Linked DNA regions of Homo sapiens: region 2 is linked to region 1. Evidence: chromatin loops called from intact Hi-C (ENCODE). Cell type or tissue: endothelial cell of umbilical vein. All regions are shown on one strand.

Evidence for each region. Hi-C counts contacts between places; a loop is a spot of excess contacts. Peaks named below come from ENCODE experiments on the same cell type or tissue, not always from the same donor. Only the 100,000 strongest peaks of a DNase experiment are listed, where the experiment ranks them.
Region 2: it touches region 1 in a loop (6-fold over the local background); 4 of 110 quality-filtered maps call a loop at or near these places.

The regions. Positions count from the first base shown.
Region 1 is chr1:173,187,298-173,195,297 of GRCh38, forward strand. It overlaps TNFSF4 (TNF superfamily member 4), which reads right to left. Exons shown (of 3, transcript NM_003326.5): 2 at 1,224-1,272. Among named protein-coding and RNA genes, the nearest start is that of TNFSF4, 16 kb to the right of the region's middle. In endothelial cell of umbilical vein, no CTCF peak of the experiment used is centred here; DNase peaks (open chromatin) are centred at 3,094, 3,394, 3,944 and 6,604; H3K27ac peaks cover 5,766 bases.
Region 2 is chr1:172,951,705-172,959,704 of GRCh38, forward strand. No RefSeq gene overlaps it. Among named protein-coding and RNA genes, the nearest start is that of TNFSF18, 95 kb to the right of the region's middle. In endothelial cell of umbilical vein, no CTCF peak of the experiment used is centred here; DNase peaks (open chromatin) are centred at 3,877 and 5,367; H3K27ac peaks cover 3,747 bases.

The DNA.
Region 1 (8,000 bases):
AGTGCCTCCTTTCTTGCTCAGTGGATGAACTATGGGCAAAGGGTGGCAGTGGTGCCCCATGCCTTAGCCCTGCACACTACCCATACTCTGAAGCTTGACTTAAAGCAATTGTTTTCAACTCTTGCCTTTCTGTCATCTGACCATGAAATGCAAATTTTCCACATGCCCCAGGCATTGGACCTATCCACAGCAGTTACTAGTGGCCTTTGTTAGCGGTCACTTAAGTTTAATAATGCAGCTGTGCACACCGTATCTGTGGATTCAGGGTGGGCTCTCAAAGCTGCAGGTGGAAGAGCTCAAGGGCATATACTTGCTTCTCTTCTCTACCTCCTGTTGCTAGTTTTTCCCGGAAGGTACTTTGGGAAGAGTCACTGCCACAGGAGAAAGAAAAGGAGGAAGTGGAGTAGGAGGCAGTGATAGACTTGGTTGTTTTGTGCAGGGCCATCCCAAGTGCAAGCCAAAAAGCCTGAACTTCTTTTATTTCCTTATTAGCATTAAAATCATCCTGAATAGCCAAGTAACCACATCTTGGACACACCCTGTTCTGGCCCATGTTCCTTTGTTAGGCAAAAGAATAGGTCCCCACCGCTAGCCACAATTCAGTAATTCTTGCTTTGTACCAGTCCAGAGGGACATACTTTTGAACTGAAAAAGAGGACCACTTATGGAGGACAAGAAATACTTCCCTTCCCTCAGGCTCAGGAGAACTTAACTAAAAAATGAATATTCGTGTGGAAACCACTAGGGGTTGTGCTAGCACTAATCATGGACCCAAACAATCCTCTCTCTGGAGTCGAAGTTTTTATTCTATCAAGGGCTTCCCCCAACTTTCATTAAGGTAAACTCTTGCCCCAGAATACAATTAGCAGGCAATAATGTGTCTTATAGTCAGACAGACTTGTAAGAAGTAAAGCCTTAGTTTCCCTAACTAAGAAATGGAAATAATTTCTACCCAGAAGGTTCCTTGGAGGATTAAATGAGGAACATAAAGTGATTAGTACAGAGACAAGCACATATTTGATGAATAATTAATCCCCTTTTCTCTTTATACATCTGTATCCCTAATGAAAATAATATGCAGGCTACAACAATTCTGGGATTTAATTGGAATTTAATTCCTTCCCTTAGGAAAAGAAGAGATCTTGTGTTCTAGAGGAAATTAAGAGACTGAAGAGAAGATTCTTTCAAAAATATGAATCAATTAAACTTTTGACAATACTTACCGGTAAATTGTACTTTGATACTTTGAATTCGAGGATACCGATGTGATACCTGAGGGAGGAAGAAAGACATATTCTTAGGAAAAAAACATGAACAAATGAAATTCGCAAGTCATATTTAATGGAACAGTGAAGCAGAAATGCAGTAGCCTGTAGAGAAAACAAAAACAACAGAAGACTTGACTTTTTTGTTGTTGTTGTTGTTGTTGTTTTGAGTCAGGGTCTCACTCTGACACCCAGGCTGGAGTGCAGTGACACAATCACGGCTCCCTGCAGCCTCCGCCTCCCTGGGCTCAGTGATTCCCCCACCTCAGCCTCCTGAGTAGCTGGGACTATAGGCACGCACCACCACACCTGATTAATTTTTGTTTTTTGGGGTTTTTGAGGGGGTAGAGATGGGGTTCTGCCATATTGCCCAGGCTGGTCTCAAACTCTTGACCTCAAGCAATCCTCTCACCCAGCCTCCCAAAGTGCTGGGATTACAGGCATGAGTCGCCATGCCCGGCCCTGACTTTTTCTATGAAGATTGGACCTAGACTTCCACCTTCCCCCTTGCTTTTCCATAATATCTCTTAAGATAAATTAGGACTATTGTGCTCCTTCATGCAAGCGTCTGAGATCTGTCCGCATTTCTGCCAAACTCTTCTTTGGTATACTGTTTTGTCTCACTGTGCCCCAATTTCCCATTTTGGATAACGTAGCACTATAGTCATATTGTTAAGAAACCTATTCAGTCATAGAGATTCCCTCATGGAGAATGCTGGTTCAATCAATCCATCATGGCCACAGACTCCCAGAATGCACTGGGAGGGAGTTCTGGAAGCTTCCTGCATGTCTGGTCTTTCACTTTAACGCAGGAGTAAAAGCATCCTATTTTCAGGGGACAAAGGCAATAAAAACTGTCCCAATCCTACAGAGCTCAATATATTTGGTGTAGCTTTTTTAAACATTGGATCTTTCTCTTCAACAGCTTTAAAAACCTAACTTGAATTAAGTCAGTATTCAATTGCTAAAAGAGAAGTAAAACAGTGAAGACAGGAAACCTGATAGATAAAACTTTTACAGTACTTTTGTGGTTAAAAGAACAAATAAGCTCAATATGGAACCAACTCCGAGATCTCTTAAGTAAAAAAAAGTTGGGGGGGGTGCAGAATTATACATAAAATATATTGCCATTTGTGTTAAATAATAATAATAACACCTGTGTGGGCATTGAAAGAATATACAATACATTAATGTATCTGAAAGAATACACAAGACACTAGTTGCAAATGTTGTCCCTGGAGAAAAAAATTGGAAGCCTGAGGTCAGGAGTAGGATTGACCTCTACTTTTCATGGTCTAATTTTTTAAAAAGTTTTGTGCCATTTGTTTGTCTTATCTACTAAAAAAGAAAGTAGAAAAAAATGTCTGCTGGGCACGGTGGCTCATGCCTGTAATCCCAGCACTTTGGGAGGCTGAGGCAGGCAGATCAGCTGAGGTCAGGAGTTCGAGATCAGCCTGGCCAACATGGTGAAACCCCATCTCTGCTTAAAAAAAAAAAAAAAAAATTATCCAGGCATGGTGGCACATGCCTGTAATCCCAGCTTCTTGGGAGGTTGAGGCAGGAGAATCACTGAAACCTGGGAGGGGGCCAAGATCGCCCCACTACGCTCCATCCTGAGGGACATAGGGAGACTCCATCTCAAAAAAATAAAAGCCTATTATGCCTGCCAAGAACAACGGCTCTTCCCACAAGCTTATTTTGGCATGACGTCCTAATCAAAAATGTGAAGACGGATTTGTTTTTATGCCCTGGGTAGGGGAATTCCTGTTTCCCACTCTCCTGGCACACTGGTAGCTTCAGTCAAGCATATTCCATTGGCACCTGCCCACACAGACGAGGAATTCCCTACTTCTATTACAAGTATAATCACAAGCCTTACCAGCTAAAACCAACAGGCAGCATAGGAAGAATGGAGAGTCATTCTGAGCCCTGCCAGGGACTGGGCTGCAGGAACAATATGAGTTCAATGTGCTGAGCACATGGAGAGAGGCACTGACTTGGGTAGAAGCAGGAGTCTTTAGCTCTCCCCCTTCTCTGTACTCTTCGTGGTGTGATAGCTAATTAGTGCCCTTCGTGCTTAAGGGCAATGCTCTGGAAGAAAACCTGTCAGAAGGCAAATGACCCAATGACCATAGTTTCCTGGGTAAATAAATGTTTCCACTGCTCTCTGGGCTAAGTGCCAGCATGAATTGCCACGTGCTAAAGTTAGAAAGAAGCCCTCTGTGGAGTAGCACAAACAGCACAGGCCTCAGCGTGCAGTGACAGAGTGCTAATGCCAGGCAGGCAGGCACTGTGCCAACTTAAGCAAGTTTCATAATCTCCTTAGATGGCAGTTTCTCATCTTTAAAAGTCACTAGAAGATCAGGGGCATTCCTTTCAGCACTAGCTTTCCATGATTTAGATTTTAGAAGTTGTGACTTTAAGTTTAATTTAATAAAAGAGAAAAAAACATAAAGCTTCCTCATTCCCAAATTTACTTTCACTCCCTGATCTAAAAGCCCTTGTGATTTGATTATTTTGACTGACTTTGCAAAGATCTCCAAAAATATCCTGCAACTTAAGGAATGTTCCAACTTTTTGAGGTGCCCTGATGAAGTAAGGGTGGCAGTGACCAAACAGACATTCTCTGGGACGATGATGCTGACAGGCAGTGAGTGAGTAAAGCACATGTGACTTCCTCCGTGTTGGAGTCTAGACTTCCAGTAGATCAACCTGGAGGAAGCTGACCTACTGGAACTCCAGACTCAGGTATCCTGTTCCTTCTCCTGAAGGTCACATAGGGGTAGAAGTTTGCATATCCTCAGAAGTCTCTTACTAACATCAAGTTTAGGCAATGTTGTGAAGTAGAAAAAGATGGTCCTTCTTCTTATTTGTTGGCCTTCCAACCATCTTCCCCCTCATCCTCCATACCTGATGACCTCATGCTGACTACCCCAGTGCCCAGAGACACCCCCACAGTGCCCAAGTCAAAGCTCTGAAGAGCCTGGCTCCAACCTCATTGTCAAGCTTTATTGCCACATATATCCTTTCTGTGTCTAATGATCCAGCCAACTATTTGTTCTGATCTCCTTGCACTTGGGTAGGCAGCCTGGTAGGATGGCACAAAGAGCATAGACTTTGGAGTCAGATTTAGTTCAAACTGTGACTTCTCTGGTTCTTTGAATTTGGAAAAGTTATAGCATTTCTTCGCTTTAGCCTTTATACATGTGAAAATAAGACATAATACTGTGAGCGGAACTTTCCAGAAGATGAACACCAAGTTTAGATAGGATAACTTAAAGCATCCAGCAGTTTGCCAGCACATGGTACGTGGTAAGCATTTTAAAAATGTAGGCCAGATGCAGTGGCTGACGCTTGTAATCCCAGCACTTTGGGAGGCCGAGGCAGGCAGATCACATGAGATCAGGAGTTTGAGACCAGCCTGGCCAACATGGCAAAAGCCTGTCTCTACAAAAAATACAAAAATTAGCAAGGCGTGGTGGTATGCACCTGTAATCTTAGCCACTGGGGAGGCTGAAGCACAAGAATCGCTTGAACCCAGGAGACAGAGGTTGCAGTGAGCCAAGATCACACCACTGCCTCCAGCATGTCCCTCCATCTGTCTCTGCCCATTAAAATCTTACCATCTTCAAGGCCTAAATCAAATCCTTGAGTTTCAGTCTCTGTATTCCCATACAAGTATTTAAAGTCACTCATTCACAAAGATGTTTATAGCAGCTTTGTTCATAATTGTCAAAACTTGGAAGCAGCCAAAACGTCCTTCAGTAGGTGAATGGATAAATAAACTGATACAACCATACAATGGAACATTATGCAGCACTAAAAAGAAATGAACTATCAAGCTATGAAAAGACATGGAGGAATATTAAATGCATATTATTATACAAGAGAAGCCAATCTGAAAACGGTATATACTGAATGACCTAACTATATGACATTCTGGAAAAAGCAAAACTATGGAGATTAAAAAGATCAGTGGGTGCCAGGGGTTAGGAATGGGGGAGGAATAAACAGGTAGAGCACAGGGTGTTTTTAGGGTAGTGAAAGCATCCTGTATGATTCTGTAATGGTGAATACATGTCATTATATACACTTGTCAAAACCCACAGAATGTACAGTTAACCCCAACATTAAAAAACACTCTATTGACTGATTATACTGCCAGTGAATACAAGTCTTATCTCCTCTACTCAAGACTACTTAGCTGTGTGACCTTGGGAAAATTGCATTTATCTTGCTGATTTTGTTCCTTAATCTGTAAAATGGAGATAGTAAAAATCTGTATATCAGAGAGTTGTAAAGTTTGAATGAAATAATATATGTCAGTGATCAGGACCTGTCATGGAACATTGCAAGAAGTTAATAAACATCAGCAATTATTCTTGGATGCACACGGAAAACAATATCCATGTCATGTTCATAATTTATTCTACATAATACTATATAAACTATATGACAACAGAATGAAGGAATGGATTAAAGAAAAAAACAAAGACTAACAAAGTTATCATATCAGTGCTCTGACTCCCTGTACCTCAGAGAAACAATACAAAAGAATTTGGGTTTCATGAGAAAGGTTGACAGAAAACAATCAGAAGACATTTGGTCTACCCCCACACATAGACTTAGTGTTTTGTATATCAAGAAAAGCAAAATCCCCAGATCTTCTCCACATACTCAAAGAAAATAGAAAATATCAAAGGGCCAGGGGGCTTCCATCTAAGCACAGTCTATAGACTAAAGCTTCTTCAATCTGGAAGGTCTGAAGAGTCCACACCATACTCAAGGATGAAATGCAAATGCTCCTAAGTATCCATGCCAGAATTGAAGTATAGCCGTGAATTTTGAATGTAATGGTCTTAGAAGCATGAAAAAAATGCAAAAGAAGTCATATTTTAGTTGAACATTATATTTTGCATATGAAGAAATTAAGGCTCACAGAAGTGAAGAGATTTGATGCATGCCCTTCAATTTCAGTAATTTTTATTATACCACACAAGTACTATTTTTCTCCCACGCGAATTTGAAGAAAAAAATTCTATGAAGATTTTAATATTCCATTCCTTATGTCCACTTTAATAGCAAGCTTAGAGAAAAGAAGAAGTTGCCGTACAGATGATTGGCAATGACCTCATCATGAGAAAGAAAAGGGAGAGCCCACACTCCAGGCTTCCCTCTTGGGTTTCAGGGCTCCCATAAGTGAAGCAAAAAAAAAAAAAAAAAGGAACAATCAAGTACCCACTTGGCAAATATGGGCTCTTTGACCAAATGACTGAATAATGTAATGTACAAGCGTCATGTCTGGCAGCAGCTGATAATGCAACAGGAAGGTTACCAGCCCAGTGGTTCTTAAACTCTAAATGTGCATTAGAATCACCACCAAAATATGTTGTTGTTGTTGTTTTAAGTGCAGATGGTCAGATTATTCACAAAGACTCTAATTCAAAAGGTCTGGGTAGATCAAGGAATCTTCATTTTTACAAGTAACCAAGGTTCAGATTTAAAAATCACTGCTGTTAACTATGAACTTCCAAAAGTCTAAATCCAGAGAATTTATCTTCAACCACACCCTGTGCAAAAAGCATGCCTGTCCAAAAGCTGGTGCTCAAGAAATTTTTTCTCTGCTGTAAGTGTTATTCAGTAGTTGAATGAATAGTATGGTTGTCATATTATTTGGTAGTTTGGTTAAAAATAACATCAGCAATTATTGAGTACTTGCTATGCAGCAGTTATTACACTCAACTCTTGGAACACAAGGAGATAGAACATACAATCCTTACTTTTGATGAACTTCTATGCCAGTTGGGAAAATAGTCCCTGTACATAAAACCTTTAGTAAATACCTACAGGCAATGTAAGTCATAACATTTCAAAGAACAGAAAAATCACTGTAGGCTTTGACAGCACAAGGAGGAAAGACCTGGACTTAGGCCTTGAAAGACAGAGAAGAGCTGGATGAGCAAAAGACATTCTATAATTATTAATAGTTGGAAGAAAAGTCTAGAAATGAGGCCATCCTTTGTGCATTCAAGAAAAAGGGCCTGGTGCGGTAGCTCACACCTGTAATCCCAGCACTTTGGGAGGTCAAAGCAGGCCGATCACTTGCACTCAGGAGTCCAGGACCAGCCTGGACAACATGGTGAAACCCTATTTCTACAAAAAAATAAAAAAATAATAAAAAAAATAGCTGGACATGGTGGTACACCTCTGTGGTCCCAACTGCTTGGGAAGCTAAGGTGGGAGGATCGCTTGAGCCCAGGAGATTGAGGCTGCAGGGAGCCACAATCATGCCACTGCATGACAGAGAGAACTTGTCTCAAAAAAAAAAAAAAAAAAAGGCAAAGAATAAATAAAACCTTATTGAGTACTTACAATATGCTATGCACTGTTTCAAATGTATTATCCCATTTGCTGCTCAAAATAACATTGTGATGTAGAAAGAATAACTACCCATATTTTACAGATAGGGAAATAAAAATTAGTGCTGCTAAGAACTTGGTCGGGAATAAATATTTATTCATTTGAGTTCAGGTGAATCCCAAGTTCATGATAACATCCCTTCTCTTTATCCTACACTATCATAAGAGTAAATAACACCAAAAAAAAGCATTTATCTGAGGGTCCTAAATTAACTTGAATTGTTTTCATCATCAATACTGAATAAGATTAAATATTAATTTTTGAATAGTTGTCAAAATACACAGATATACATCAAAATATCCAGAAACCCTGCTC
Region 2 (8,000 bases), 240 kb before region 1:
ACAGGTGACAACATGGGACTTGCAATTGATATGTAAAGTAGGGGCAGTCTTATGGGGCTGAGTCCTTACCTTGTGAGATCTGCACTAATTCTGGGTAGTTAATGTCAGAACTGACTTAAATTATAGGACAGTCAGTAGGCATTCACAGAGAATTAGAGAATTGCCTAATATGTAGGGGAAAACCCACACATATCTGAGGTCAGAAGTGAAATGTGTGTGCAAAAGAAAAACAGGTTTTTCTTTTAATGTCTCACATGGCTGGCAAGTTGATGCTGGCTGTTGGCTGGGAGCTCAGCTGGGCTGTAGGCTGGACATCTTTGTTTCTTTCCACTTAGGCTGATCTACATGTTGCGTAATTGACACAAATAATTTAGCTGGGTTCAAAAGTCAGAATCTCAAGAGATAAAATGTAGAAGCAGATGGTTTCATGACGCCTAGATCTAGAAACAGCTACAGCATCACATCACTGAATTCAGTCCCAGAAGTCAGATTCAAGGGAAGGGACACAGCCCCCACCTCTCAATGAAAGAAATATCAAAGGCTTTGGGGAACATATTTTTGAATTACCACACAAGAGATACAGAGATGTGGTGAGAGAGAGGGAAGGATTTTAGAAGAGGAGAAATAATGATCTGAAAGTAGCACTGAGGCGACATGAGGATACTCCACCTTCATACCTGGTGGTAGAAAACTTCACGGAATAAAATAGCCCCACTTGAGTGGGCTGCAGGGCAAGCTGTGTCCTCAGGGTGAACTACTTTCCTCTTAGAGCAAGAAGATGAAAGGAGTATTCAGAAAAGAATTTAAGAATATAAGGAATTTTGTTCTTCATGACCATACATTGCATAGGGCACAATGGAAGGGTTTTGAGAATTGGGAAAGGGCAGGAGAAAAAGGTAAATTAGATGATATGTGGAAACTATTGAGAATTGAACTACAGGAGATATGGATCTAGGAATCTGGTGTTTGTGTTGGTAAGTCCTAAACAGGAATAAAGAACATAATGAGATTAAGCCCATGGATTCCAAGCAAGTGTCAGTGAAAAGATTTATGATATATGAACACCCCACTTAATAAACATTATCCACTGGATAATGTCACACAGTATAAATAAACTAAAGATAAGCATGTGGAGACTAAAGATTACTATTCAAAATATATAAAGGACTCCCAGAAACCAATACAAAAAAGAAAAATTACTCAAAGGAAAAATTGGCAAAAAACGGAAGAGGCAAAATCAAAGCACAGAGAATGTCTCAATGGCTAGTAAAGGTAAGATGCTCAATTTTACCAGAAATCAGGAAAACACAAATCTAAACCACAACAAGATATTATCTTACTTCTATCAGATTTTGTGTGGGTGGGTGCAGAATCTAAAAGCCTAACAATATTAGGTATTTGTAAAAGTTTGAAGCAAAGAATAACTTCCATATATTACTGGTAGAAGTATAAATTGACACAATTTGTCAAAATGTTCTATGACTAATCAATTTCAATTCTAGGTATATTACACTAGAGAAATTGTTGCATACCTGCAAAAAGAACATATATACAAGAATGTTACTTGACAACATTGTTTATCATATTAAACATTACAAACTATCTAGAGGTCCATGAACAGAAGAATAGATAAGTATAATGTGGAAAAGCCATATGATGTAATTTTGTGTGACAATCTAAATGAATGAATGAGAGCTGTATTTATTAACTTGGACAAATATCACAAACAGTAACTTACAAAGCAAATTATGATACCATTAATGTTACTTTAAAATCACTCTATATATTTTTACAGATTTTGACTCTCCTACTTATCATGTGACCTTGGGCAACTCTGAGCTTTGGTTTCCTCATTAATAAAATGGGAATGACAATAAAACTTACCTTGTAGGGTAGTACAATTATACAAGTGAATACATAGAAAGTGCTTAGAATAGTGCTGGGCACACCATAAGCACTACATGTGTTAGTTATTATTACTATGAATGTTATTATTGTTGCTATGTAGAAAAAATTTCACAGAAATGATAAAACCCTATCTCATGATCGTGACTACAACTGGAGAGAGGTGCACGGAAGATTTCACCCTTATCTGTATTTTATTTATTTAACAAAAATATTTGAATCTACCCTGGTGAACCCCAGCAGGGGATACATGGGTATTGTACATACATGTACTCCTAACGGTCCAGTGTTGCAAAAGACAGAAGCCAACCCCAGGACCTGCCCTATTTTCTTAAGAAATGCCTTGAGATGACTTCATGTCCCCTTTCTTACTTTCAAGGAATTGGAGGAGCAGTTAGTTACATCACGTGTTTGACTAACCAGTGAATAAGTAAGAAGAGACCATTTTAGATGACAGTCTTCCAATTTAGTGGAAATTATAAAGTTGACCTAAAGCAGATAAAATGTAAGATTCATCATATTAATAATTGGGACTATAGGGGCATAAGTCTCCCATTTACTAAAGGAACATCCTAAACTCCCCTTCTGACCCTCATCCTCAGGAACAGATGTTGAACTCATGGTAGTCTGGGTAGCACTGTGCAGAAGAGAACATTGTGAGCTGGCAAATTGACACAGAGATGCTACCCAAAAATGGGGACATCTCTGAGGAAGCCTACAGCACTATTTCTATAATGAAAATTCGTTTGGCTAAGAGAATTGCAGCTCCTCATGGTTGGGATTGAAACATTTGCTTTTGGAAAGCCCATGATAGAAAAGGTGCACTTTTCTATGTTAGATTTGATCAAATACTAAGATTCGAACTTAGTCCCTCAGCTGCTGAGTCATTAACAGACATACTCCCCATTCTCCTTAGAGCTGTCTAGAGCCTGCCTCATTTGTAGAGGAGAGTCTTAGAAATGAAGAGCTCAAGGCCCTTAGGAGGACATAGGCTTGGGAGGCAGGGAGTTCCACAGAAACACATTCCTTTGGTTTTGCACTTGTGTGTAGGGCCCACTCTGTGTCCGGCTCACCCTTTGGTCCTGATCAGCTGACCAGCATCTGCCATTGGTCTATCCACACTGAAAGGATAAGCACTGTCCATAGACATAGGCTTGATTGTCAAGTGGGCCAGCCTTGTAAGAATTCTCAAGCCCTTTCCAAAGTTCCCACAGATAACCCACTGTTGTCACAACCTTAGGGTTGCTCCTGAACCAAGGTGGAGGAACAGAAAGTTACGCTACAACTTAGAGAGCTTCCTACACAGTTTCTCATTCCACCAGCTTCACTCTCCTGCAGGTAGCATGAATCATTTCCACTGCCTCCCACCTGACGGAGTGGAAGAGTCTCTGTCCATGCAGCTGTTACCCAAAGGTGTTCCTGCTTCACTTCAGTGAAGGAATCATTATGTTAACTCCAAGCTAACATGCGGACATGAGTTCTCTCTTCCGAATTTTCTCTTCTCCTGCAGGTCTCCCTGCCGGTCCTAATTTTCATCATTCCCCAAAGAACATCATAAAGCTAACCTTTATGTGGTAGACATTAATATTATTTCCATTTTAGAGATGGCGAATTAAGTCTTAGAGAGATTAAAATTCCAAAGTTACACAACATGTGGTAGAGTGAGTATTTAAAGTCAAGTCTGTTGGTCTAATTTCAAAACTTGCACCCTTAATGACTGTACTGCGTGGTCCTATGAAACATTTGCTAATTACTTCAAGGAGTGGGAATTACACAAAGTAGGAAGAGAGTGAAACACCTCATAAGTACATAATTAGTCACATTCCTTTTAATATCATCTGGAGAATCTACAGGAAATAAGTTATTATCAGTGGTATATGTCTTGTCAGAGAGAGGTAAATAAAAGCGACATGAATAATGTCAGGAGGAAAATAAAGCTGAGGCCTACTGTAATCCTCCAGATGGCGAAGATATTTTTGTATGTGTCATTTCCCAATCTTCTCAACAATGTGTTATTACCACTTGTTTTGCACTAACTGGCTGGATAACTGTCAGGATGGGCTTCTAAGCAATGACATTGAGAATTCTTGAATAGCTGAATAGTCTGATGGGGTGGGGAGGGAGGTTGGCAACAAGGATAACTAAGAGGAAAAAGCACAACAGTTATACAGAAAATGGGTTAGGAGACAGCGAATTGATGATGCCCAAGCGGGGTCTTGAAAAATGATTAAGAGCAAGATAAAAGGTGAAGAGTATTCTAGATTCATGAACAGTGTGGACAAAGAGATGAAAATGCCATGGTCTGAATGTTTGTTCCTTCAAAAGTCATATGCTGAATTCCTAATGCCCAGGATGATGGTATTAGGTGTTGGATGTTGAGAGGTGATTAGGTCATGAAGGTTGTATCCTCATAAATGGGATTAGTGCCTTATAAAAGATGCCCCAGAGAGCTTCCTTGCCTCTTTCACTATGTGAGGATACAGCTAGAAGGTGCCAACTGTGAACCAGGAAACGGGCCCTCACCAGACACTGAATTTGTTGGTGCCGTGAGTTTGGATTTCTGAGCCTGCAGAACTGTGAGAAATAAACTTCTGTTGTTTATAAGCTACCCACTCTATGGTATTTTCTTATAGCAGGCCAATGGAATAAGACAGAAAGCAAAAAACACCATGGGATTAAGAACAACTATACATAATTTGGTTTTCCTGCAGGCAGGAAATGAAAACATTGAGGTAGAAGAGATAGGCAGACTCTGGAAAATGGAGTGCATTTGGCACATGTGAAGGAGTTTGGGCTTTAGTCTGGGAATAGTGGGAAACCACCAAGTGGTCTTAGGCAGACAGGTGATATATCAAGTTTGCATTTTTAGTGGTAAGACATTTAGGTAGGAAACCAGTAAAGAATTGATTGCAACTGTCGGGGTGAGAGATGATGAGGGACAGACTCAAATCAATGACAATGAAATTGGAAGGGGAGAAAGAGACAAGAGATATTTGAAAGTTAGAATCAGAAAGATTTGGTGTCTGACAGGATTTAAGAAGTAAGAGAAAGATAATGGTTTGGGTCACCCTCCAGGGGTCCCCACATTGGCTACTTCAAGGACAGAGAAACATCTTTCCCCTTTGCCTCTCCTGAGGCAGCCCCAGGGCTAGCCCACTAAATCTCTGTTTCTATTCATGGCGGTTCTTTAGGAAACTTATCACTTTGCTTCCCCACGAGGCCTATGTGAGCATCCATTCTGGGATTGGGGTTATTTACACTTACCTACATGGAAGGATCCTCAGGGGTCCTTAGGCAAGTTGTTTTATGTTCTGCCCAGAGCTCTGTATGGAGCTCTGTATCTCAGGAGGCTGGGATAATTCCAATAAATTAGTGAAAACTTGCATGACACCTTTCCTTAGGGCAGGAAACTGCCTGCTACATATCTGCATAACCAAGAAGGGACACAAGGTGACCTTTTAACACTGCTAGCACAAAAAGTGACTACACTTTAAGAAGGAAAACAAAACAACTACATCAGCTACACCAGCCTCTAGGAAGCAGTTAAAACAATGGAAGTAGATCAGATCATCCAGGGAGCAATGTAGAATGAGAAAAATATCACGAGGATAGGTCCTCAGGAGACACCAACTTTTAGACAGAATCTTTTACTATAAAAATGCAGGGGCAGAGCATTTTAAGGGAATAGCAATGAACTGTCAAACGTATCAAAGTTCTGCTAAGACCGATGCACTTAACAAGAACTGCTTCAGGGGATTTTTTGGGGTAGAAGCCAGATTACAGCAAGTTGAGATTTTAATGGAAGGTAAAAGAAGTGTCTTAGAAGAAAATAAATCATGAGGCAAATAGAGGGGAGAAGTTGCTTATGAGCATGGTTATAAGATGATCAATGGAAAGGGCAGATTGAAAACAGAGAAAACAGAGGGATGATGATTGCTGGAGCTGAGTCCTGCTGGGGACAGGAGGAGCTGACATCCAAAGTGCAGAGCAGTGTGTTTGCCTTGAACCAGAGAAAGGACAATTCATTTTGCTCCACAAATAAAGAAAAGAAAGGGAGAATATAAATGTAGGTAATTATGTGGGTAGAGAGACAGGAAGTTCAGATATTTCATGCCTAATTAACCTTAAATTTCTCAGAGAAATAAGTAGCAAAAGCATCTTCTACAATGGGCTGAACAGAGATGGAGCTTTGAGATAGTGTTTGAGAATATCAGATTAGACCAGGCATGGTGGCTCACACCTGTAGTCCTAGCTACCTGGGAGGCTGAGGCAGGAGGATTGCTGCAGCCAAGGAGATCAAGGTTGCAGTGAAATATGATTGCACCACTGCACTTCAGTCTGGGTGAGAGAGTGAGATCTTGTCTCAAAAAGAAAAAAAAAATCAAATCAAGAACAAATAGTCAGTGTTTGGTATTAAATCTCCCACTAGTACTATTAACCCTAGTGGCTCCAATTTCCAGGATTGGGTGCTTATCTCCCCTGGTGCAGGAATAAAGGTAACCTAGAGCCTTAATCCAGAGTTGGCTAAGTAGGCGTGACAGCAGATGCATGAACACTTTGCATTACATTAAAGTTGACTGAATATGTACCATCAAAATAAATAATGTGGTGGCCCACCACTTGTATTATTTACTATACAGGTGCTCCATATATCAATAGTTTTGTTTGCATGTAGTTTTTTTCAGCATGGAAAAAGAACCAGGGGTTTCAGATTCTTTTTGTGGTAAAGAATGGAAGTATAGCTCTTTTGACAAGTTGGGCTTTGTTTTGACAAGCTGAGCTGAAATCAATCTCATGTATTTTATTTGTTAATATTTCCTCAGAATCTGAGGTTTTCTAGATTCATTGTTAAGATATTTAAGAGGGTAAATGACACTATTTTATGACCAATTCAAATAAAATGGATTATAATCAACTTAGTAAGTGTAACACATTGATTCAGTCTGTTCCCCCTTCCACCAAATTAAGAACTTCTATAAATATCAGCACAACTTTATGATATGGGAAAGTAAAACAAATTACACTTATGGAAAAAACAGCTCATTAGTAAAAAGGCTAAATTTGTTACTATTACTGGATAAACCTCTCTTCAGTTCTGCTATTGAGAACCAGTTGGATAAAAGAGAAGGAAGCAGAGTGGGAACTAAAACATTATGGAAACTGGTTCTTGACCTCAAGTAGTTTCGTGGAAATTTGGGGGAGGGGGTGGGGTGAGGGGGCAAATTCATTCCTCTCCACATGCTGCATAATGTCAGTAAACAAACACTTTTTTTTTTTTTTGAGACGGAGTCTCTCTGTGTCACCCAGGCTGGAGTACAGTGGCAAGATCTCAGATCTCAGCTCACTGCAACCTCTGCCTCTTAGGCTCAAGCAATTATCCTGCCTCAGCCTCCCAAGTAGCTGGGATTGCAGACGTGCTCCACCATGCCCAGCTAATTTTTTTTTGTATTTTTAGTAGAGACAGGGTTTCACCATGTTAGCCAGGCTGGTCTCGAACTCCTGACCTCAAGTGATCCACCTGCCTCAGCCTCCCAAAGTGTTGGGATTACAGGTATGAGCCACCACGCCCAGCCAACAAACACTTTTAATAAAATGCCTAGTTTGTGCTAAAATGTTGAGCAAAGGTTTGCTACAGATTCACAAATCTAGAATGAGAGAGCCATTTAAAGAGGAGTTGGCTTCTGAATAGAAGATTCCTTTGGTCAAATTAATTTCAAGCTAATTAATTTCTATTGAAGACGAATCAATTCAAATAAAACATTTCATTAAAGCACTAGCCTGGTTACATAATAAAATCGTACAAATAAAACAGTGAGTTTTCACCTTCCTCACGTGGCATTCAGAGGTATTGACCTGAATTTATATGTGAGGAACCTTAGTTAAATCCATTTTAGGCCATGGATAAGCCTTTTTTGCTGTAGGCCATAAATGCAGTAGTATTTATTTCCAGATGTTTCCATGTGAAAACAAAGTGGGAAAATATACAAAGAGGAGGTGTGAAGGTCTAGATTTTTATTTTAAACAAGTTCATCCTTGCTACTGAGTTTCATAAAGCTAATGTAAAACTCAGGATATCGTAAACACACACTGCTTCT